6 separate regions of the Homo sapiens genome follow, and regions 2, 3, 4, 5 and 6 are each linked to region 1. Evidence: chromatin contacts called from ENCODE Hi-C data. All regions are on one chromosome and are shown on one strand. The core of a region is the stretch at or near the end of the contact, and the rest is flanking DNA. Distances in the headings are between cores, read along the strand shown. Region 1 holds the start of RNF20 (ring finger protein 20). Region 2 holds the start of IPPK (inositol-pentakisphosphate 2-kinase). Region 3 holds the start of TMEM245 (transmembrane protein 245). Region 4 holds the start of CTNNAL1 (catenin alpha like 1). Region 5 holds the start of FANCC (FA complementation group C). Region 6 holds the start of ABITRAM (actin binding transcription modulator).

Region 1 (4,145 bases), core at 80-2,579:
GAACCTCTAGTTTTCTGGGCTAGAAAAACCATTACTTGCCATTCAGTAGTTCTATGAATGAAAGGCTTGCTAAGAGTAGAGGAACCAAAGAAGATGAGAGAATGAGTGTCATTGTCTCATACAATGCTTTTCGGCAGGTGTGTCCCCACTCACATGTTCTCAGGCTCCCACTTCACGGAATGAAATGTGAAGTCCACTTGGGGCCAGTTAATTCTTTCCAAGATAGTCAAGGTGTTCCACTGCCAGGCACCAGGAACACTTGTTTCCCTGGTGTTGACCATCTTACTTCATTTACAGGTAAGCCCTAGCAGGTACAGGGACAAAAGTCTTCACACTAACAGAAATCCAGTGTAGATTAGCTTCTTTTTTTCCCAAGATGCCTAAATTCTATTTTTTAAAAAAGATATAGCGATCATTCTTCCATTTCTAGACCCTTAGCTGACGTCATTAGGTAGTTTATCATAGTTCTGCGAGACATACAGCTTTTCATTAATAGGTTAGATTAATTACCGTCCTATCATTAAAACGCATTTAGTTTAACTGAATGGAAAATAGCAGTTTGTCATAAACTTAAAAAAAAAAATCAATGCTTAATTAGCTTAAAATAGACTAGTACTGAGATCAGAGACTGATTGGCGTTTATCTTTTCCCTGGACAATTTCTTGTTCCCAAAAAAGCACAAGGGCAGTAGTTGTCACTCCTGCTTACGCATTAGAATCTAGTGGATGGAAATGCGGGGTTTGGGGGGAGGAGATGAGGGGAACGCTTTTTTAAAAAAGCTTTTGTCCAGGCCAAGTGATTCTAATGTGTAGACAGGGCAGAATACCGCTCCCTGTGCGGGGGAAAAAATCCCCAACATCTGAAATTCCTCAAATCCCTCAGATTCTCTCCAGAACTCTTCATTTCAGCACGTAGGGGTACCAACGAACAATTTTCTGAGGTGTCTGAGGCTAGTCATGTCCCCGGAGATTGACGGGACCGTCAGCCAATCGGCCGTCTGAACGAGTGATGGCAACCCCAATGACAAGCAACAGAATGAGGAACTTTATCCCCGCAGAAAGACCAGATCGCAGTAGCAAAGGTCAACAAGTCAACAAAAGCCAAGGGCTCTCCGTCAGGCATCAGCGAGGCCCGAGTACTCTTAGAGGTCGTAGCCAGGAGAGGGTCCCGCGCTTGCCCAGCGTTGCTAGGGAGGCGGCGCTTGCTCAAGCTTCTCGTGCCCTCTCCGTACGTCACTTCCGCCCGGCGGGGTCTCATAGTCCTATGGGCTGGGTTGAAGCCACTTCCTTTTTTCTTTCCCTTTTTCCTCTCCGTGGCCCCGCCTCCCGGAAGTTCTGCCTTGTCTCCGCCGCGGGTCAGGGGTGAGAGCTGGAATCTCTGCACGGGCCTTGGTGAGTAACTGCTGCGAGTTCTGTTCCCGCGCGGCGCCAGTTCAAAGAACTTAGGTTAGATCACGCTTAGGGCCCAACAGGACTGTGCCAGGCCTCAGGAGTCTCCACCCTCTCCAGTTTTGGGGCCGTCAGTCTCCTGGGCCTGCAATTATCCACGCTGAGGCTGAGGTCTTTGGCTTTTAGCGAGTTGGATTGCAGCCTTGTTCTGCTTCTGTGTCTTCTCTCTCCAGGCGAGGTCCTACTGAGGTTGTTGCCAGCGATAGTCCTCTCCTGGAGCTTGAATTGGAAGCAGAGTAGTCTTGTTAGTCTCGGTGATGGCTGCGTTGTTTCCTGAAGTAGCCAAAGTGCTTTAGCATCCATTCCGCCTCCTTTGAGCACCCTGGGAGGTAGGCAGGGCAGACGAAAAATATATTCGTTAATATTGTGCAGTTGAGGAAACTGAAGCTCTTGGCGAATTCACTGTTTCAAAGCAACACGGCCTCTAACAGGCAGAACTGAAATTCGCACCCAGGTCTAACTAACGTAGGGTTGCATAAAACAGTGGAGAGAGCGTTTGGAAATAGGGAAAACACTGCAAACGTTAAAGAAGAGCTGGGGTTTCTGAGTGCTTACTTTGTGTTCGGCTTTGTGCCAAATTCTTTCTATAATTATATCATCCATTTTATTTTATAATAAGCATAGGAAGTATATACTGTGGTTATTTATTCCTGGGTTAGGAAACTGAGGCTTAGAGATGATAACTGACTTGTCTAGTACTAATGACTTTAGTAGGCATTTCACAGATCTCTTTCAGCTCTGTGATTCTTTCAACACTGTAGTATTAACTTCTGGCATAATCAAACTGCCCTTTTCTGATTTTGGCATTACAGGAAGAGAGATTCCAGAACTTTATTTTTGGTCTCTTCACCCTTTGCCCATTGTCTCATTTCTTATCACCATTCTTATCACCATCCTATTTAGAAATTTATAGTCATGTAAATTTAGCCTTGACTTTCTTTTTTTTTTTTTTTTGAGACGGAGTCCCGCTCTGTTGCCCAGGCTGGAGTGCTGTGGTGCGATCTCGGCTCACTGCAAGCTCCGCCTCCCGGGTTCAAGTGATTCTCCTGCCTTAGCCTCCCGAGTAGCTGGGACTACCGGCGCCCGCCACCACGCCTGGCTAATTTTTTGTATTTTTAGTAGAGACGGGGTTTCACCGTGTTAGGCAGGATGGTCTCGATCTTCTGACCTCTTGATCCGCCCGCCTCGGCCTCCCAAAGTGCTGGGATTACAGACATGAGCCACCGCGCCCGGCCCGCCTTGACTTTTACTCTACAATTTAATTTTTTTTTTTTTTCCTCAAAGAGAAATATGGAGATGGTTGTGGAATTAATGGATCCAGGTTAAAGGGTTGGCCAGAAAAGTTGCTAGTTTTTACTCTATTGTTTTACTCTATTGTTGCTTTGCTTACATATATTATGTCAGTTTCTGCCTTTTTTTCTATCAGGAAAACGACTGTCTTCTTCTGCCAAAATGTCAGGAATTGGAAATAAAAGAGCAGCTGGAGAACCTGGCACCTCCATGCCTCCTGAGAAGAAGGCAGCTGTTGAAGATTCAGGGACCACAGTGGAAACAATTAAGCTAGGAGGTGTCTCTTCAACGGTATGAGGAAACAGTGCCATGAAAGTGTGCTTGTCTTCTGTCAGTTGCAACTTGAAACTAAAAATTCATGGAAGCTTTCTGGAGTATGGGGAAGCTATTTGAAAAGAAGAGGGAAATAAAACAGGCTGAAAGTAGGTAAAATGATGTGGTAGTCAGTTCTAGAGGAGAGGTAGATTGATAGTTGTTCTTTGTTTTCAAGGTGTACTTATATTCTTTCGAGAATCTGGGAAGGTGGTGCCTGATACAACATTAACTATAGGTATTTAGCAGTGGGAAGATACACATTTATTTTTCATTCACTGAAAAAGTCAGTACCAGATTCTAAGAGACAGTTTAGCAATCATTGAGAGTATGGTGAAGAGTGAGAGTCTGAGACCAGATTGCCTGGAGTTGACTCTGAGCTGTACCACTTCCTAGCTGGCTGACCTTGTGTTATCCTTCCTTTGCCTGTTTTCTTGTCTGTAAAATGTAATTAGAGTACCTGCTACATTAGATTTTTATGCATATAAAATAAGAGTCCCTGTTAAGGGCTAACACTTTGCATTTAATATAGTAAATAGTCAATAAATGGGAGGCATTCATAGCTAATATTGGGCTAGATAATATAATGGTGCATAACATAGATATTATCCTTGCTCTTATGGAGCTGACAAAATGAGTATTATATACCAAAATCTCATAGTAATGTTATATATCTGTTAGACATCAGAAGTTTACAGGTTTTGATCTACGTCAAGATTTTGCTTTTTTGAAAATCAGACATGGGGATGTGATATTAAAATGTTTTACATTTTGTAAAATGCTTTACATTTGTATGGCTTGCAAAACCACATCTATTGCTTATTTGATTTTGAGGCTGAGGTTTATTTTAGAGAGGCTGATTTTTTTTTTTGAGTCAGAATAATAGGAACATTCATAGTGAGTTGTTGATGAAGTGTCATTTCTGAGGCTGCCTGAGGTTCTGGTACTTAATATTGCTGGCAGGAAGTGATTTTTGTTTTAGCACTGCCTTGCATCATGCATTCCAAAGGCATTTATTCACTCAATATATAAATATTTGTTGAGTATTTGTTATTTGCCAGACACTATCCTTTACACTGAAGACAGCCCCTAGAC
Region 2 (4,052 bases), core at 986-3,485, 8.9 Mb before region 1:
CCGTCTCAAAAAAAAAGAATGAATAGCATAGGTCTAGAACAGCCTGGTGGCTGTAGGTAAATTTGAAAAGGTGAAAGAAAAAATAAACAATCAACCTGGCGTGGTGGCTCACGCCTGTAATCCCAGCACTTTGGGAGGCTGAGGTGGGTGTCACTTGAGGTTAGGAGTTGGAGACCAGCCTGGTCAACACGGTGAAACCTCATCTCTACTAAAAATACAAAAATTAGCTGGGCACGGTAGCGCATGCCTGTGATCCCAGCTACTCGGGAGGCTGAGGCAGGAAAATCGCTTGAACCTGGGAGGCGGAGGTTGCAGTGAGCCGAGATCGCGCCACTGCACTCCAGCCTGGGCAACAGAGTGAGACCCCGTTTCTAAATAAATAAATAAATAAAAATAAACAATCATTACAATCAGAGCTGTGCAACAGGGTAGGGCCAGGCTGCCCTGGAGATGCCTACTCAGGGAAGGGGGTGGACACATACTTGTCTGGAACGTGCAGAGAGATCCAAGTGCCAGAGGCAACTGCGTCAAAGCCTCTGCTCTTTCAACATGGGTGTCCTTTTGCTCCAAGCCTGAAACTTGCTGCTTCATCTGCCACTACTTTTGAAATTTAATGTATCAGCCCTCACTAAAGAAAAGTCTTAGGTTTACCTAAAATGCAGAGATACATCTAATCTTACCAAGGAATTGGAAGATTAGTATTTGTTTTGGGAAAGGATTCAGGGGATCAGCACAGTAACCCAACAACAAAAGGACTCACGCAGAAACATCCCTCACTTTGCCAATAGTGGACTACACAAGAGAAGGACAGCTTTAGGTTAGCCTGGTCCATTATTAATTCACCTAAAGATCTTGAGCAAAGCTTGTAGTCTCTGTTCTTTAGTTCCCTGTGCTAATGAGCAACAAAATCCAAAGGCACAACCTAGGGGCTACCTGGGTGTTTGCAGCTTACACTACAGCTGACCAATGCACCCAGCATAGGAACAACAGAAGCAAGGCAGGACTCCACTGCCTACATCATCCCTGACAAGCTGTTCGACTCGGGCAATGCCCTTAACCTCTCTGATTTTCACTTTATTTATCTGTCCAAGGGATGACAATTATCACTTGCTAAGCATAACTTGATGGGTTCCTGCGTAACTGGTCTTTGCAACAATCCCACAAAGTGAATTCTACTACTAGTTCCACTTCACAAATGTAGACACTGAGATTCCTGTGCCTTTAACACCCATGCTCTAACTCCTCCCTACATGACACCTATCCTCGCCTCCCTCACCCCCCTCCCCCGTTCCAGCCGGCCACATTCCTGCGTGGTTGTACCAGACAGCAAAAGGTCAGAGAGATCTGGGCCCTCACAGAAACCCACACGCTTCACTCTTGGGATTCACCTTTGCGAGATCTTACTGCAGTTTCTAAAACTTTCACCCTCGTTGAATTCAGGTGAAAGCCTTCAAATTCTAAAAGGTTGAGAAGAGGACCTGTGGACAACATCCCCTTACTATTAACAGCACAGCAATTCCGTAGTCTCACGAGGCTGAACTCTTTTGGTGCTGAGAGTAACAGCACTGTGGGCACTCTGCTTCTTCCTCCAGTGCTGGCCGGGCCCTCCGTCCCAACCAAGCCTCCACCCCACTGCGGCCTGGCAGTCCGGCGGGCATCCAGGCGGGAGGCGGCACCGCGTGAGGCTGAGCGCGGCACCGACGGGGCGGGGAGGGGGATGTGGAACTGACTCTGACGGGGAACGGGAATACTGAGGGGACGACAGACCGGCCAGGAGAAGGATCTGGGGCAATGGGAGACTGACCCAGTAGAGAGGGGATACTGGGGTGATGAGGAACCCAAGCGGTAGGGGGGGATGCTGGAGGGTGGGGGAATTCCGGAGACCGGCCGGGGAGGAGGAAGGTACTGGGGGGACGTGGAACCGACCCTGTTGAGGAAACGGATAATGGGGGCGGGGTGATACCGGCCGTCGGAGTGAGGTACCGGACCTGCGCCGCACGTCCACCGCTCACCTGCGCGTGGGCCACCACCAGGCTCTTATTGCCCTCTCCGTGGTACCCCCATTCATTCTCGTCCATCTTCCCCTCTTCCATGCCCAGGCGCAGCCCTGGCGCCTCGCGGGCTAGGACTCGGGGACGCGAGCTGGGGGCCGCCCGCCTCGCTGGGAACCAGCCGCTGCGGTCGGGGGAGGAGCGCCTGTCAGCTGCCGCCCCCGCTCGACCCCGCCGCGGCGACTAGCAAGCTGTGGCCGCCGGAAGCCACGCCCCCGGCGCCTGCCATGACGGAGTCGGGCAATTCCGGGTTCGTGACACTTTCCTCACACCGATCGCGACGGTGGATGGGCCGGCGGCCATCTTAGGTACTGGTAGAGCGACTCATTTCCGGAACGCGGTCTTGGGAGCCGGAAGAGAAGCTTCCGGCCTCGGCGCCGGATGTGTAGCTGGCGGAAGGAGCCGGCGGCTTTTCGGCGCCCGGTAGTGACCGGCAGTCCCCGGGTAGCCAGGGTGTCTGGGTGTTGGGACCGCTTAGTCGCGAGACCCCAGCAAACCTCTTGGCGTCTCTGAGCCTCAGCTTTTGCTTCTGTAGAATAGGGTGTACTCATCGTACATTTCATGGGAATACCTAACGCAGTCATTTGGATGGTCCTGTGAGGTAGAAAACATTGTCCAACGTTCTACGCGAGGAAATGTGGCTGGGCCACAGGACTGGACTCCCCAGTCCCGCTTTTGCCTGAAGACTTCGAGGGACGCAGTTGGAGCGCAAGGCTCCTGCTTGGCGGTGAGGCAGAGGGCTAACGACCTTCCTTCTCCTAAATTCACTGATGCGGCGGCAAGAATGGCACCGCCTCGTAGAGCTACCGCATTTCCCAAACTCGTAGTCTCAGGACCACTTTATACTCATAAAAATGAGGGCCCCAAGCTTTTGCTAATGTGGGTTACAGCTATCGATGTTACCACATTCTAAGTTAAAATGCTTTAAAGTTTTTTGTTGTTTCGTTTAAAAGTAAACAGCCGGGCGCGGTAGCTCACGCCTGTAATCCCAGCACTTTGGGAGGCTGAGGCGGGCGTATCACCTGAGGTCAGGAGTTTGAGACCAGCCTGGCCAACATGGTGAAACCCTGTCTCTACTAAAAATACAAAAATGAGCCAGGTATGGTGGCGCAGGCCTGTAATCCCAGCTACTCCGGAGGCTGAGGCAAGAGAATCATTTGAACCCAGGAGGCGGAGGTTGCGGTAAGCCAAGATCGCGCCATTGCACTCCAGCGTGGACGACAGAGTGAGACTCCATCTCAAAAAAAAAAAAAAAAAAAAAAGTAAACATTACATTCCACGCCCACCACCAAAATAAAGGAGTGGTATTGTTTTACACTTTTGCAAATCTTTTTAAAATCTGACCTAATAGGTTCTCACATGTGCTTCGGCATTCGGTCTGCTGCAATATATTGCATTGGTTGACATACACATTGTGAAGAACATCTGCAGTTATGTAGTTCACAAAGAGAGGACCTGCAGACCCAACTTTGAGAACGGCTGGGCACCTTGCCAGGCCTTGGGAATTGTAGTGAAATCAGGCCAGTGACTCAGGAAAATGAGCTGAAGGCTTTGAGCATCTCTTTCCTCCATTTTAGGCCTCAAAAGGGAGGCTGGGGCAGGGCATGGTGACTCATGCCTGTAATCCCAGCATTCTGGGAGGCCGAGGTGGGCGGATCGCTTGAGCTTAGGAATTCCAAACCAGCCTGGCAACATGGTGAAACCCTGTCTCTACAAAAAATTAGCAGGGTGTGGTATCTGTGCCTGTAGCCCCAGCTACTTGTAGGGCTGAGGGGCTGAGGCGGGAGGATCGCTTGTGCCCGGGAGGTTGAGGCTGCAGTGAGCCGTGATCAAGCCACTGCACTCTAGCCTGGGTGACAAAGCAAGATTCTGTCTCAAAAAAAAAAAGTGGGGGAGGCTGGGTGTGGTGGCTCACGCCTGTAATCCCAGCACTTTGGGAGGCCAAGGCGGTGGATCATGAGGTCAGGAGTTTGAGACCAGCCTGGCCAATATGGTGAAACC
Region 3 (4,255 bases), core at 1,647-4,146, 7.6 Mb after region 1:
TAACCCTCTCTCTTTTTCCTTGCTCCCAACACTTGAGCCAAACAGCTGAATTTCAAGGTTTTTTTGGTTTTTTTTTGAGACGGAATTTCACGCTTGTCACCCAGAATGGAGTGCAGTGGTGCAATCTTGGCTCACTCCAACCTCTGCCTCCCGGGTTCAAGTGATTCTTCTGCCTCAGCCTCCCAAATAGTTGGGATTACAGGTGCCCACCACCACACCCAGCTAATTTTTTTTTTTTTGTATTTTTGGTAGAGACGGGGTTTCACCATGTTGGCCAGGCTGGTCTTGAACTCCTAACCTCAGGTGATCCACCCGCCTCGACCTCCCAAAGTGCTGGGATTACAGGCGTGAGCCACCGCGCCCGGCCAATTTCAAGCTTTTAAAAAATCATTAATTAGTTTGACCTTCTTTCTCCCACTCCCAGGTCTAATCAGTGTTGGCCCCTACTTCTCTTCCACTCATCCACAACCCACAAATGAAATACAAAGATGAGGGTTTATCTTCAGTAAAAAGATACTCAAAGGTATACGCCGAGCTGTGGATGTTTCTTTACAAGTGCTCAACTCTTTCCACTGAGTATCTGAGAGAGACTGGTAGAAATGCCTCATAATCATGCCAAATTACTTAGGTATTCAACTTCTTACTCTAGCATGAAAATATACTATTTACATGTGGCAGGCCTTTCTTTTCTACTTTCCTATAGTTTGATGGATATGCTCCTTGAGCAGTATCAACAGTCAAAAATGTTAGCAGAATCTATAAATGTGTCTTTGACAAAACTGAATTTCTTCAGGAAAATAACCAAGCTTATTTTTCTTAGAACATAGTGTTCTGCCTTCTAGCTAAGAAGCATTCGATCCACTTAACTGAATTGTGAAACTGCAAGATAAAGGATAAAGAGCGCTGAACTGGGCCTCCATAAAAGTGAACCACAGATTTGCTCATGAGCTGTGTGACTTTGGACCAATCACATTCTCTGGGCCTGTGGCCCACAACGGATGAGTCATGAACATTTATCTGTATGTCTGTCATCTCCATTAGAATATGTTCATATAGGATTATATGTACCGTGAAGACGGGACCTGTATCTTAGTCCTTTTTTAAACCTCTCACAAAGCCCAACACCTAACATATGCTCGATCAACTTTAAACATGAACCAAGAGGTGGTATTGAGGGAACAAGAGAAGAAGGGTGTTTTGGGTCATTCATCACTCTGCCAATAACCTCAGGCAAGCCAAAACACCGCTAGACAGATAAGGGGAATTAATATTTTCCAACTTAATGACGTCAAGGTACACTGAACTTTATTTCACTGACAAAAGAAGTGAATCAATTTGTAAATGGTACTGTTTATGAATCAATTGGCATTCTTACGCACTAAATCTCCACTTGTTTTTAACAGTCTCCAGTTAAATATGTGGATAATTAACTAGTCCACAATATAGTCTGAGTTAGGAATTGTGTCACTAGATTACCTTTGAAATCTTTCCAATTCTAAAGCTCCCTGGTTTTGTAAGAGTAAGCTCAGGTTAATCCAAGCATCACAAATCTACGTCTCTCCCCTTCACGCGGTCAGCTGCTTTACTCCAGGCGGGAGGAGGTGTGCTGTGGTACACCAGTCCCTGCACAACAAAAGCAGTTACCTAAAAGTAAAGCGTGGAGAGGAAGAAGCACAGGCAGCTCAGCACCCAGTGCCTTGCACAAATTATACAGGAATCACCTGAACTGAGAGGCAGCACCAGCCAGTGAAGCAAGCTTTGTTTTAGGACTTGTAAGAAATCTAAGACACCCAAACCCCTCTTTGTCCCTAAGTAGCCCTAGCCTGGTAAGAGGTCACCTTTCCTATCTGCAGGATGGCAAGTTGGCCTAGAATCTCTAAGGTCCCTTCCAGCTCTGACATTCAGATGCGCAGAACTGAGGGTGGCCGAAGCACCCCCGCCCTCTCCAACCAGAAGTAAAACCAAGCCCCACTGCCATGCTCTGAGGCCTCTCTCTGCAAAGCGAAATAACGATTCTCAATCCAGGGCACTGTCCCCCTAAGAGGGCCTATTAGGATTGAAACAAGGCGAAAAGCAGGGAGGCTGTTTCAAATCACGCCCGCCCCCTTTTTGGAAGAATGTCCGCCAAATTCCTGAGGTGTGAGAAGGAAAGCGGAGACGGACGGTCACTGCAGCACAGGTGTGGCCCCTCGTCGCCCCTGCACCGGGAGGAACAGCTGCAGGATTGCACCCCAGAGCGCCGGGACCACGGGCGGGGGACGGGGGCGGACTGCCGCTCACTCACCCACAGGCTGCTGAAGTAGTCCAGCCCGCGGCAGATGAGCGTGGCAGCGTGCACCAGCAGCACCTGCACGCCCAAGTAGCTGCCGAGGCAGTAGAGGCCGTACAGGAGCGGGCCGCCGGCGCCGAGCAGCAGGAGCAGGCGGCGGCGGCGCAGCGCCTGCTCGCCCAGGGCCTCGACGCCGTAGTCGACGAAGCAGAGCGGCAGGAGCAGCGCGGCCAGGACGATGGGCGTGTGCGCGCGGTGCAGGCGCTGCAGCCAGTGGCGGCCCAGGCGCGTCAGCGAGCTCTTGAAGGGGTGCAGAAAAGTGCCGCATAGCACGGCCCAGAGCAGCGGCCGCAGGAAGGCCTCCAGGATGAAGTAGACCAGCACCGCGGCGCCGCAGCACAGGCACACGAACAGCACGGCCCCGGTGTTGTAGAAGGCCTGCTTAATGGGCTTGTCGAAGCGCAGCGCCAGCGCCGCGGTCCGCGGGGTCTCCCCGCCACCGCCACTCGGCCCGACCGCGCGCGGGACCCGCGGCGCCGGCCCGGGAGAGCTCCGCAGGCTTGGCGCGTCCTTAGGGCCGCCGCCGTCGGCCATCGTTCCTCCGCCACAGCCGCCCCCGAGGGGCGGTAATGGGAGTCGGGCTAGAAACGCGGGCGGGAGGCAGGGCGGGAGGCGCGCGAGATTGTGGGAGTTGTAGTTCCCCGCTGGTTTACAGACCCACCAAGCGCTTGCAGGAAACTACAACTCCCGAAGGGGAAATGGGGAAAACGCCTCCGCCTCCTTGGTGTCCGCAAGGTCCTGCTAACAAGTTTGCAGGGTCTATATCTTCCTGGAGGGGGGGGGGGGGGGAAGCTCCTTTCACTCATTCGTTAATGTCAATTTCTCGCGAGGCGAGATCCCAAAAGGCGCCACATTCAGATATTAAAACCCAAGCTGCATACTAGAATACCGTGGGGGAGTACTTTTAAAGAACCAATGCCCCGATTCTGTTTTACTGATTTATTTAACAGATATTTTTAAAGTGTTTTCTTTGGTGTATCTGACAGGATTTTAAATAGAGATTACCATATAACAGGCCCTATTCTAAGTGGCTCACTCCTATTAACTCATTTAATCCTTAGAACAACCCTACAAAGAAGGTGTTATTATCCTCATTTTACCAACAGAAAAACTGAGACAGAGCCGTTAAGTACGCAGCCAGAGTCACACAGCTACCAAGTGGCACAGGCAAGATTCAAACTCAGGGATTCTGGCTCCAAAGGCTATACTTTTATCTACCATAGTATTTGGCCTGAGGAAAGAACTCTTGGCATTTTTCAAACGTTCCTCATAAGCCTGTAATTTGCAGCCGCTGTTGACAACTGTTTGTGCAGGTTTCGCTGTGGACGCAATCTAAACTCTTAAAAGAGTCGTAGATCAAAGTCTCAAACTGCCACTGTTTCTTTTTGAGACTTGATGTAATGTCAGTTAAGCCCCCAATCTCAAGTTTTCCTCTGTCACATGGCGATGATAATAATAATAGCTTTTGCTTTAGGGTTATTGTGTGGGGGAAGGGAAACTCTGGGGCGGTACAAGGTGCTTCTGTTCCCCTATTGGAAAAGTGCTGGGATCCAAGCCTGCTACCCATAAAATATCCCAATCAACATTTTGATTTAAAAAAAAAAAGAAAGCCTTGACTGAGTACTCAACATGTGATTGCTTCAAACCTTGCAAGTTGTCCCTTTCCTGTTTCAATAGTATTCCTATTAATTTCTACATAATTTTTGTTTCCCTTCTAAAGCAGACAAGACAGGTAACATAATCCACAGTTTGCAGATAAAGAAACTATTGCTTGATAGATTTGGAGACAAAGGGATTTAGTAAAGGAAGTAAAGGAAAAAGTAATTCCCTATCCATCTCGATTGTAAGTTTTAGGTCTCAGTATTTCAGATGGCCTTTGGAGTTTTATAACCAAAACGCAGGTTTAGTCGCTCACCACTTGCAGAT
Region 4 (3,724 bases), core at 432-2,931, 7.5 Mb after region 1:
GAGTTAATATTTACAAAGTGCTTAGAACCTGGCCTACCACATAGTAAGCATTACATAGGTGTTATTTAAAAAATGGATAAAATACTATCAACTTGAACTCCATCACTCTCTTATCTCTCTGCCTCTTAAAACTGCTCCAGTGTTTCTCGTTTTGGTTGTGTTGTGCTAGTGGAGATAGGCGAGGAGCGGAGGGTCTGACATTACTGAGGGATCCCAGTGCCCCTTCCCACTGGTCAGAGCCTCAATGAGACACAGGAAAAGGGAAGGAGAGTGTCAGATATATTCATCACTGCTCCGTTAGCCATGCGAAGGTGAAGAAAATAGGGATGTTTATTTAACCAGCATAACAGGAATCCAGGGACATGTGTAACTGCTGTTTTCAAATATGCGCAGGGCTGGGCAGGAGAAGAGATAATAGCATTTAGAATTCTATGCAACAGCTACAGGCTCCCCTTCACTGAACATGTTTAAGCAGGGTACTGGTGGCCAGGTGTCAAGGATGCTAAAGAAAGAATTTTTAGTCAGATAATCTTTAAGATTTCTTCTACCTCTAAAATCTTGGTAATCCTAGTATGAGTCACGAAGTGGTTACAACCTAGATGTGAGTCACACATCGCCAACGCGCTCCCGAAGGCACAGAATTCACTCCCCACAGTGCTTGGCATCTTACCACAGACCTAAGTGAGGAATTCTAGCCCTGAAGCTGCATATAACCCAGCTCAGAGAAACAAAAACTTTCCTAAAACTCAGGGCGTCGGTTAGCTGATTGGCAAATACAGTAACGCACACATCCCAAACGGGACTTGGCAAAACGGTGTGCATCTGGATTAACTGTCATACAGTCTCCACGTCACTCTTCCACGAGGCCGGACAGAAGCGGGCAGAAGTGAGCAGCAGCAGGTTCAGGGGAAGGGGTAGGGTGGCCGGGATGAATGGGAGGCCAGCGAACTGACCTACGGCGGGGAGGGACAAAGGATCAGGGAGCGCACGCTGGGCGGGGAGGCCGGGAGGAATACCCCAGGCGGAGGAGCCGGGCTCGGGACCAGGCTGCGAACTGGTGACAAAGTCGGTTATCGTGGAGGGCCCTAAGTACCAGCGAGGGGCCCCGCGGGGGTCCTCTCTGCCTCGGGAGCTGGGCTCAACCACTCGCCCCGCGGAGGGGGCATCGCCCGGCCGGGGGCACCCGGGAGCCGCAGACCCGAGGCAGGTACTGGGGGCAAAGGCCCAGGCCGGCACCCCCGCCCCGCAGCCTCCCCTGCTGCCGAGTCCACTCAACCCTGCCGCCGGAGTTTGGATTATCCAGTCTCTCGCCGCCCGGGCCGAGGCCCGTCCCGGAGCCCCACACAGGCGGTCCGACAAGAACGCCGCAGTGCCGGCGCGGAAAGTGGGGCAGCGGCTGCCTCCCGTCCGGTCGTGCGAGCGGCGGCCGCCATCGCGGGCCGCGGCGGGAAGGAGAAGAGGGGCCGCGCCAGGCGCCACTTTACCTGAGAAACCAGCGGGAGTAGCGTCTGCTCCACCGAGCGAGTTTTGATCTCCAGTCCCGAGTCGAGGGCGAAGCCCGAAGAGCCGGAGCCGTAGACTGCTCCGGCGCCGCCAACGCCGGCGGGTCCGGGAGAGGCGGCCATGGCCCTCGGTCTATCCCGCAGCCGGGACTCCGCGCCGCGGCGAGCCTGCCGCCAGTCAGCCCACCCGCCCGAGGCGGCGGCGACAGGACACTCGCGCCAACCGAGACCCCGCCCCCAGGGGCCCGCCCCCCCAGGGCTCCGCCGCCAACCCTGCGTCCCCGACGCCCGTCACCGTATGTCCCCGCCCACCCCCGGCCTCTGCCCCGCCCGCGCAGTCCAGCCTGGTGTGGGCTCCCTGCAACCCCACCCCCTAAGCCGGGTCCCGCCCCCACATGGCCCCGCCCTTATCTCTTCTCAGACCCCTTCCATGGGTTCCAGGCACCTTCTCGCCAGGGTGGCGAGGAGAAACAAAACACATCTGTCACACAGCCACATGGCCTCCTCTTACTTGGACAGACAAGCGTCCCCAGCAAAGCTTCCCGTCCTCTCGATAGGTGACTCGTCCTAAATCAGCTCTGAATTCCCGCAAAGACTTCTGGAAGCTGTGCTGGGGTTGAAACTGGTAGACCAAAACCAGAATCAAGTCTGTTGGGAGGGGCCTTTCCCCTGGGACGGGAATTCCAGTGGTAATGTCTTCCTGGGGCTTCTCCGGAAGGTCCAATTTCCACTCCACCCTGCTCATTCTTTCACCATGTATTTCTCACAAACACTTTGAGCTGGATTGAAGGGGAAACATTTGATAATGCAATCATTAATGGAGTATCTGGGTATTCGGCAGGAAGTCAGTATATCTTTCACACTACTGTTTAGACTTATTCAAAAGAAATTTAAAAGAAACATGAAAAAGCCTCATCTACTGTTCAACACTACTTCTTAAAACTATTTTTCGAAGTTTTTTCCTAGTGCCAGGCACAGAGCAGTTTCTTCATAACTGTTCATTGCATGAAAACACCAAGTGTGTATTTCTGACAACTCACTTGAGGGGAAGGGTAAGAATCAGTTCTGTAAGCACAACTCTGAGCTCGCACAGAGCCCCACGATGGGGGCGGGGAGCTGAAGACTCCTATTCTAAGGTCTCCAGGAGCAAGGCCAAAAGGAGGTTGTCAGCAGTATGCACGCCGTGAAGGAATTCCAGACTTAAGCAACAGACTGAGAAGCATGAAAAAATGTTTTGTCAACTACCATATCTGCCAGTGAGAACCTGTCAGAGTAAAAAAGAATCTGAGGCTGGCCAGTCCACCCGGACACCTTGGCCTGGATCATTTCTTCTTCCATAACACCAGATTGATGAGCTGGGTACATCAACCTGAGGCATAAGAAAGCTCTTTCCCAAGCACCGTTGAAAGGCGCTTCACAGTGCTTCAACCTGTAGCTTCAGCTTCATCAATCTACCAGTGCTGCACAGCTGTCTTTGGTATTGAAGATAGCCAAGCTTCAGCTTCTTTTTCTTCATTCAAAAAGGACAGGTCCTCAATCCAACTTTTTCTTCCAATTCTTCTCAGCCAACCATCTCACCACTTCCTTACCTATCACAAGGCCACCTTCCCCTGTGCACTGAGGGCCCTTGACCTCTTTAAGGCGCCCAGTGTCCACTTCCTGGACACACCTTCCCTTACGAAGTTGACAGTATCTCCTAAGAATTCAGTGTACACAATGGTGCCGGAGGAAATGGCATAACAGAAGGCCTAAGAGACGGATGGATTCATGAAACTTTGGCTTCACAAAAGATCAAGTTTTTCAACACACAGGAGATTAAGTTTACCACATGATTCATTCAACACTAGTAATTTTATTTCAAAATATAAATATTTCACATTAATAAAGAAGTTACATCAGTAGGTTGTCAAAGCAAGTTAGCTAAGAAACAGCATTTGTGTGAGAACAGAGGGTATTTATTGTATTCGAATATTCTTTTTTACTTTTGAATTGCCTCCTTCACCTGAGAACCCAGGGATGATACATTTTCAAAGAGTTATGTAAGCAATTACAACTCTATATCAAATCTTAGTTCAAAATCAAATTGTACTGGAAATACACTTCAGTTACCTAAATAAGTGGCACTGCAAAGGGCAAAGAAGGGTTTTCTTTGGGATGGCTACAATGAGAGTTACATCTGCTGGGTCTCTGCAATAAAAAATAAATGATATTTGATAATAAGC
Region 5 (4,238 bases), core at 568-3,067, 6.2 Mb before region 1:
TGGAACTGGTTAAAAGTACCATTTGTTTTAAAATGTACATGCACAGTTGCACATACATGCAGCAACACATCTTCCACAACCAGCCAATCAATCAAGTTAATGCTTTTTATTAGAGGACAAAACAAAAAATACCAATATAGAGCCTGCTTTTCTTTTCTGATGCCTTGGTAAACGTTTTTGGAGAAATCAAGAGAAAATATGACCGAATAAAGCAAAAATAAATTCGAATGTATAATATACAAAGTATAATTAGTCCAGTTCTCAAGAAGCAGGCTCTATTACTGGGAGTAGTGGGTTGGTGAAAAAGATCTCTGATATATCTAGGAAAACAAATTCTTTTTCGATGCAGCCTTTCTTGTATATGAATAATGTATATGAGTGCTTATTTCCAGGTGACTCTGGTACAGCACATAACATTGAAACATCAATTCAAGTTTAATGTATAAAGTCGCAATGAACATGTTTTCCATCTAAGCTTAGGTAATGAATGATCTCAACACATGGTATGAATTCTACTGTTTGTAACAACCTTTCAGGGGAGTAAGGAGAAAACGATCTGTCTGAGGGCATATCACTGACAGTGAGTGACAGCCACAAAGAGCTGAAGTTGGGTGGCCCAAAAGTGCTCTGCTCATTTGATAAATGCTAAGTCAAATCACATCACAGTTTAGATGCATTAAATGGGGCACAAGTTAGAATAAAATCAGATGCCCGGGAGTTTTCCAAGTTTCAGATTAGAACAAAAGTCCAGGCACATACAGGACTTTGCTAGAAAACTCCTTGGTCTCTTCCCTTAAGATTCTGGTACCCAATTTCCCATGTTATAAAACTCCAAGTCTTTTCCCCCATTCGGTGCGCTGGACACATAAGATCATAGAGGGTTCGTAGTTGTAAACGCACCCACCTAAAAAATTAAAAAGAGCAAACCAACAAACAGCACCTGAAAAATCTCTCACGGGCTTTGAAGATATGGCCTGGCGTCCACAAAAAGAATGGAGGGAAGACACTGGCCTCTGCGAACCCGCCTCCCTCCGGGAATAAAAGGCGGAGGGCGGGAGGGGTAACAGCCGCGCCCCGGGCTCCTCTAATTGGACCTCGCCCCTCCTGGCGCCCCGGCGAATGGGGTTTGGGGGCAGGGGTGTGAGGGACGGGGAGGACGAGGCCAGCTGTAGAGGGCGACCGGCTCAAAGGGGCGAGCTTTTCACGGCTCCCACGAGTCCGAGGCAGAGAAATTCACCTTTGCTCCTCTCCTTTGAAGAAGACATAGCTGCCTGCGCTCAATGAACAAAAAGAACCAAAACGCCAACACCCGGCTCCCGCCTCTCCGGGGGCTCCCTTCCGCGCGACCCCAGCGCCGGCTCCCGCCCCCGCTTTCCCCGCCCTGGCCCCGCCCCGCGGGCTGGCACCGCCCGCCACCTTCCGCCTCCCGCCTCCCGCCTCCCGCCTCAGCCTTAGCCACAGCCCTGCGCCGGCGGGAACCCCTCTCGCCCACCGCAAGGCGCGCCTGGCCCACCCGCTCTCGCGAGCCTTCCCTCTTGCCCCTCGCCTCCTCCTCCCGCTCTCGCCGCTGACGTGTCGGCCAGACCCCCGAGGGAAGCCTCCGCCCTCGCTGCGTTCTGCGGCCTGCCGCTTACCGGGTGGTCCTCGCGGGAGCTGCTTCAGCAGTTTGGGCAGTGGCGGAAAGGAAGCCACCGCCCGGGATCTGTGGCTTGAAAATTTGGCTTTGCCTCGTATTGGCTTTTTGAGTTTTTTTGGAATTTTCCCGCGGTCGCCCGGCAGTGGAGCCGCGCGCGCGCACACGTGTCAGCAGTGCATTCTGGGGCCTGGCTAGCGGCCCCGCGCGCTCCCGCGGCGTCGCGGGAAAATTCCGACGAATCTCGGGTCCGTGGGGCGGGGCGGGCGCGGCCAGGGCTCTGGCGGAAGTGGGCCCGGCTGGGGCGGGTTCTAGGCGAGCGGAGTCGGTACTGCTCCAGTGTTCCCGGTTTCGCGCGGAAGCCCCGGCGGGAGCAGGGTTGCAGCAGCGCCCGCGGAGAAGGGGCGCTGGCTTCTTCCATATTCTGTTCAAAATGTAGGGGAGGTAAAATGGAAATTAGTTCTTTTGAAGAAAAGTTGAGGCTTTGTCAACGGGGTAAAACCTCTAAAATAAGATTTTCTAACTGCGTTCTAAACAATAGCAACAAAAAAGGCATCTTCAGTTAATGATTTCCCCTACCGTACATTAGTTCCATACAGTGTTTGGTCGGGGTTCAAATCAGTTCAACGCTGTACATAAACCACCCAAACAAATATTAATAAAATTTTCTCCAAACTCCCATTTATGACAATGGCATTAGCTTGTCTTGGTGAATTTTTTTTTCTTCTAGGATCTGACGACTTAAGCTTTAAAATGTCTTAAATCAATGCCTCACAACCATAAATCATAATCATAAAACTACAGCTTAGGTCGGGCGCTGTGTCTCAGGCCTGTAATCCCAGCACTTTGGAAGGCCAAGGCGGGCGGATCACGAGGTCAGAAGATCGAGACCATTCTGGCCAACATGGTGAAACGCCGTCTCTACTAAAAATACAAAACGTTTAACCGGGCGCGGTGGCGGGCGCCTGTAATCTCAGCTACTCTGGAGGCTGAGGCAGAATAGCTTGAACCAGGGAGTCAGAGGTTGCAGTGAGCCGAGATCGCGCCACTGCACTCCAGCCTGGCGACAGAGGGAGACTCCGTCTCAAAAAAAAAAAAAAAAAAGCTACAACTTCACATATACGTTCAAAAACACACTACAGGCCGGGCGCGGTGGCTCACACCTCTAATCCCAGCACTTTGGGAAGCTGAGGCGGGTGGATCACCTGAGGTCAAGAGTTTGAGACCAGCCTGGCCAACATGGCAAAAACCCGTCTCTACTAAAAATACAAAAATTAGTGTGTACTCCCGGCTACTTAGGAGGCTGAGGCAGGAGAATTGCTTGAACCCAGGAGGCGAAGGTTGCAGTAAGCCAAGATCGCACTACTGCACTCCAGCCTGGGCAACAGAGCGAGACTCTGTCTCAACAAAAAACACCACAAAGCTGTGTGTGCTTGTAATAAAAATAGCTCTCAAGTATTTAAACATGTCCAACTATTCCTATGGTGAAGAAATACCCGTTTTACCAATGAATACTTTCAATTCAGAGACTAATTTGCAGAGGTTATACATTTATAAGTGATACAATAAGTATATAGCATAGCAATAGCAACAATCTGTTTAAGAATTAAAGGTAGTTAAAAAAAGGAACCGATCCAGAGGTTGAGACAAAACTGGCAGAATCTGCAACTACATTAAGGAATTCGGTGTTTACATCCATTCTCGAAACTATTCCATGCCAGTTAAGGAAGTCGGTGCTTTTTGATTGTTTTTTAATTTTAGATTCGGGGGTACATGTGCTTGCTTGTTACATAGGTATATTGTGTAATGGTGGGGATTGGGCTTCTGGTGTACCTGTCCCCCAAACATTGAACATTGTACCCAATAGCTAATTTTTCAGCCCTCACCCCCTTCCCACCCTCTCCCTTTTTGGAGTCCCCAGTGTCTTGTTATTCCCATTCTTATGTACATGTATACCTATTGTTTAGCTCCCGCTTATGAGAACATGCAATATTTGATTTTCTGTTTCTGAGTTTGTTCACTTAGGATAATGTCCTCCAGCTCCATCCATGTTGCTGCAAAGGACATGATTTCGTTCTGTTTTACAGCAGAGAGGTCGATGTGTTTTTGATGTGTGCATAGTGTGACATGGATAAATCAAAAGCAAGTCCTGGGTAGGGAAATACATGCCTGAGGGGCACTCATCGTGGCACCTTGACCATGAGAAAGTCACCTCTGTGGTAACAAATCGAGAGTGAGTTGACGTTTAAGTTCTGCATTTATCAGCAAAGAAAGCAATTAAAGTATGTATTTCTTGAGAGAAATTATCTATTTTGGTACCCACATCCTTTTACATATTCGCTGAAAAATCATTTTTAGTGTTTGTTAATGATTGATGTCTTGCCATATCCCAGTTTTCTGTCTTTTTAGTTCAGTGGTTAATAAAGAATTGCTAGGCTCATCCAACTTTGCAGTATATGAAATGACACCATGTTTAGGCCTAAATTAGACCTAAATAGGAAGCATATATAGCATAAAGATCCAAACTTATATTTATAGGGATTCATTTTGCCTGGCATTCATATACATGGAACTATCTTAATAATATTTTAAGCAATAGTGAGAT
Region 6 (3,718 bases), core at 65-2,564, 7.4 Mb after region 1:
CTAAACCCACATTTTCAACCTCCTGATAGAATCACAAGCATGTCTCACATGCACATCAAATGCGACCTGGAAAGCAAAGAACTTGCTATTCTTCCCCCAAATGACAGTTCCCACTATTTGGGGACAGACCATTTCTACTCTATGTCCCCAAGCTGAAAAACTGTCTTTGCTGCCTTTTTGCTTACTCTTCATACGGATCTATTCATTGATTAGTTCCGTGGCTGTCAATATACAGTTGAATTCTTTACGATCCGGTTTGTGGCCTACATCCAACACCGACTGAGCACTTGCTAAGTACTGGGATCTGAAGATTACTCAGCCACTGTCTCCACGGAGATCATCGTTAACGGGAGAGAAAGCCACGTAAAACACCACGTTAGATGGAGAAGCACAGAGGACACCACCTCCACGAAAAAGTCTCACACGCGAGAAAGGACCCGCACCACAGCACCCGAGCCTCTATTAACCGCCGCCTTCCATCGTGAATTAATACTCTCGCTTTCAGCGTTATTATCAACCCCCTGCAAGCAATCAAGAGGCTGGGTTAAGTCCGGCTGGAGGGGCAGCAGGCATCCCTGGGCTGTCGCGCCTCCCAGCGCCCCCGATGGAGCAGGTGGCAAGGCTGCAAAAAGAATTTAAGGCTCTAGGAAAGAGGTGGTGCAGCCCGCACTCCAGTCCCCGGCCCGCAGCAGGCAGAGGAGGCTCCGGGTCTCCTTCACCCGGACACCGCCGGCGGAGAGGTCCACTCCCGTGCCCCTACCCTGGATGGATCGCTTACCTGAGGACCCCCAAACAGAGGTGCGTCCGGCCTCGCCTCCCCAGCCACGCGCAGCCGGCTACCCAGAGTCAGCTCCCACAGTCCGCACCCAGAGTCGGCTCCGAATTGCGCACGCGTCTCTGTCCGCGGCTCCCGCTCTCTCTCCGACGGCACTAGGCCTCCAAGGATGGAGGCGCCCTCCAGGGGAAAACGCTGAAGCGCTGCAAAGAAGCCAGCGACTCAATGGGTGCGTCAACTAGGCAGCCGCAGCACTGGGAGTGCGGCGCGGGAGTGACGTCACCAGGCGGAGGGGGCGAGGCCGGGCCCGCTTCTGGTCACTTACGGCGGCCGGCCTTCTTTGTAGGCCTGGCACCGTAGAGGTAGAGGAGCTACATTGGCCGCGTCCCCTGTCCCTCTGCCCTCTTGCCCATCTGCCCAAACTTTTGTATTTGATCTCTGTTTTGATGTCGAACCCCAAAGCACTGTAATTGGGGGGGGCGGGGGGGGGGGTGGAACCTGCGGACCTGAGAGCAGCGCGCGTGCGCACGACACGCGCTGTGCGCCGGAAGAGCACGCCCAGTCCGGGCTGCGCGGAGGAAGCGCTGGGGTCCCGGAGGGCGGGGGTGGCGGCGCCGGAGGTCGCCATGGCTACCGAGCCCGAAGCCGCGGAGCCGGTGGTGCCTTCGCTCGTGGATCGATACTTCACTCGCTGGTACAAACCGGGTAAGTGCGGAGTGATGTTGATCCCTCCTTGGCCGCACTGGCCTAATGCTGTGTAGACTATGTTGACAGATCATAAGCCACGCGCGCTCTCCCTGGCTCTCCGTCCCCACGTCAGAAGGCACTGGACTTCTGTGTTCCGTCTAGCCCCAGGGAATGGCATTTGCAAAGACCTGGTGGCCTGAAATACTTCAGGGCGCATTCTGGGGCCGGCGATTGCAGTGCGAGCTCTAGGGTGTTGCTCGCAGTAAGATGAGTACTCTAAACGGAGGCCCCAAAGGTAGGCGGAGGGCTAGGTTGCAACAGTCCTTAAGTGCCTGGAGGGATTGAGGGGCTCACTCTCACAGGGAGTAGCGATACATAAAATTATTTAAATGATCAGATCGAAACTAAGGTAGAGGCAGTAGGGATGGCGAGAAGAGGGTGGGTTAGATTAGAGACATTTAGAAAGAAGAAGAATCTATACATTTACCTTAAGAGACGCCATCTGCCACTTAGAAGTAGGTATTCTTTTTGTACTGTTTTGTGTAAGCAGAACCAGTGGTGGGAGCATCGTTGGGGACTCTCCTTTCTTCCTTTCATTCAGTGATAATGGTTATACTCAGTTTAAAAAATATATATTGTAGCATATTTTCTGTTGGCCAAACATAGGGTGACCAACCTGTCCTAGTTCACCCATGACTGAGGGGTTTCCCAGAATGTCGGACTTGCACCAACATCAGGACAGTCCTGGAAACCACCAACAAAAAATATATATCATAAAGAACGGGATGCTAATTGCATTTTCCTAGCAAAAATACTACGTGTACTCATTTTGAAGTGAGTGTAAAGTAAGATGGAGCAAGGAGTTAATTACCTTAATGTTGAATAAATTATTCTATCTGGGCCAGATCTCTTTAAATACTTTCTAGGAAACCTTTAGGTATGTCTTTTTGAGTAATGAAGGGATACCCGTGATCAGCATGCAGCATGTATGTGTCCAGTCTTCATTATCAACTATATGACCCAAAGAAAGTACCACATAGTGGTAGTAAATATTGATTTCAGCCACCAACAGACTCATGTATTCTTCTAGATGTCAAAGGAAAATTTTGTGAGGACCACTGTATACTACAGCACTCTAACCGGTAAGCAAATTGGGAATTTTAAATTATCAAAAATTTTTTTTTCCTGGTATTGTAGCCTGGTATGGTCTTGTGGTCTTGGATTGAACAAATGTTCACTAAACAAACATGCATTAATTATCTTCTACTGTGTTGAAATGGTATTATTATAGGAGTTTGTTTGGCAAGAATGAGTATTCCAGTGCCTGGCCACTCTGAACATATAAATTTGATTACTCAAACATCCAAATGGAGGACCACATCATCAGCTGCTACTTGAAGTGGCCAGTCTGTGCCCAACTACTGAACTGTTCAGAGCCCACAGAAAGGGCTACGGTAGAGACATGTATGGTATCTCGTATACACAGGCATGCCTTATTTCTTTGTCTTCTACCCCAGTGCTACCTACCTAAAGACCTCTGGTACTCTTCCCTTTCCTGGGAAAGAAATTCAATCTTGTTTTCTCTTTTATTATTGTATTCTCTATTCTACAGTTATGCCCCAATAGTAGCCAAAGGAAAAAGGGGGAAGATGATAGTTTGACTAAACAAATACCAGTTCATACATTCTTGTTCCAATAGGAGTTATGGGAGGAAAAATTATTCCAAGCAATCACACAGGATCAACTTTTTCTCCTTGTAGAATATGTGTCATCACATTGGCAGAATCTCATCCAGTTCTTCAAAGTGGAAAAACAATTAAAAGCATTTCCTATCAGATCAGTACCAACTGTAGCAGACTTCAGAACAAGGTCTCTGGGAAATTTAAGCGGGTATGTTCCTGTAATTCTGTGATTATCTACTTACATCCTCTATATTCATGGTAATGACAGATCCAATGAACCTTAGAATCCAGTAGCATATGCTTAGCATACTTCTCTAGCAGTTTGAGGTGCTAATTTTAGGTATACTTTCACCTAAAGAAATTCTCAGCTCCCCCAAATTAGGTATCTCAGGAGGTGTAGTATCTGTTATATTAGGTTCTGTGCTACTATCCCTATAATGCCCAGGATGGAGGAGGGGGAAGGCAGGCCTTTGAAAGGAGAACTCTAATAGCAATATAACAAGATATTTTGTCCCTTCTAGTTGTATTAAACTAGTATGTCGAGTTCTGTAAAATTTAGGTGACTAACTCTTCT

The links. A loop is a pair of places that touch in the nucleus more often than their neighbours do. Pooled maps may share reads with other maps.
Region 2: a loop to region 1 is called in a pooled map, with 14 times the contacts of the local background. The contact joins the promoter of IPPK here to the promoter of RNF20 in region 1. A Hi-C loop is called at or near these places in 4 of 50 pooled maps.
Region 3: a loop to region 1 is called in a pooled map, with 12 times the contacts of the local background. The contact joins the promoter of TMEM245 here to the promoter of RNF20 in region 1. A Hi-C loop is called at or near these places in 4 of 50 pooled maps.
Region 4: a pooled map shows a loop between it and region 1 (21-fold over the local background). The contact joins the promoter of CTNNAL1 here to the promoter of RNF20 in region 1. A Hi-C loop is called at or near these places in 5 of 50 pooled maps.
Region 5: a pooled map shows a loop between it and region 1 (9-fold over the local background). The contact joins the promoter of FANCC here to the promoter of RNF20 in region 1. A Hi-C loop is called at or near these places in 2 of 50 pooled maps.
Region 6: a loop to region 1 is called in a pooled map, with 19 times the contacts of the local background. The contact joins the promoter of ABITRAM here to the promoter of RNF20 in region 1. A Hi-C loop is called at or near these places in 5 of 50 pooled maps.

Annotation. Positions count from the first base shown.
Region 1 is chr9:101,532,524-101,536,668 of GRCh38, forward strand. RNF20 (ring finger protein 20) reads left to right here and starts at 1,330. Exons shown (of 20, transcript NM_019592.7): 1 at 1,330-1,391; 2 at 2,875-3,029. The coding sequence starts at 2,901. It also overlaps a transcript of PGAP4 not described here. RefSeq lists an enhancer at 1,072-1,201.
Region 2 is chr9:92,667,896-92,671,947 of GRCh38, forward strand. It overlaps IPPK (inositol-pentakisphosphate 2-kinase), which reads right to left and starts at 2,236. Exons shown (of 13, transcript NM_022755.6): 1 at 2,013-2,236. The coding sequence starts at 2,093. It overlaps LOC107987095 (a long non-coding RNA gene), which reads left to right and starts at 2,467. Exons shown (of 2, transcript XR_001746837.2): 1 at 2,467-2,778. RefSeq lists enhancers at 1,338-1,507, 2,248-2,697, 2,708-2,757, 3,512-3,806 and a silencer at 2,028-2,207.
Region 3 is chr9:109,117,051-109,121,305 of GRCh38, forward strand. TMEM245 (transmembrane protein 245) reads right to left here and starts at 2,897. Exons shown (of 18, transcript NM_032012.4): 1 at 2,285-2,897. The coding sequence starts at 2,863. RefSeq lists silencers at 2,227-2,336, 2,687-2,856, 2,997-3,046 and an enhancer at 2,527-2,576.
Region 4 is chr9:109,011,818-109,015,541 of GRCh38, forward strand. It overlaps CTNNAL1 (catenin alpha like 1), which reads right to left and starts at 1,682. Exons shown (of 19, transcript NM_003798.4): 1 at 1,485-1,682. The coding sequence starts at 1,625. It overlaps TMEM245 (transmembrane protein 245), which reads right to left. Exons shown (of 18, transcript NM_032012.4): 18 at 3,318-3,724. RefSeq lists an enhancer at 870-1,373 and a silencer at 1,035-1,924.
Region 5 is chr9:95,315,892-95,320,129 of GRCh38, forward strand. It overlaps FANCC (FA complementation group C), which reads right to left and starts at 1,818. Exons shown (of 15, transcript NM_000136.3): 1 at 1,635-1,818. RefSeq lists a silencer at 1,170-1,489.
Region 6 is chr9:108,933,086-108,936,803 of GRCh38, forward strand. It overlaps ABITRAM (actin binding transcription modulator), which reads left to right and starts at 1,315. Exons shown (of 6, transcript NM_017832.4): 1 at 1,315-1,480; 2 at 2,553-2,604; 3 at 3,223-3,352. The coding sequence starts at 1,402. ELP1 (elongator acetyltransferase complex subunit 1) reads right to left here and starts at 1,039. Exons shown (of 37, transcript NM_003640.5): 1 at 779-1,039. RefSeq lists an enhancer at 282-511 and a silencer at 1,262-1,541.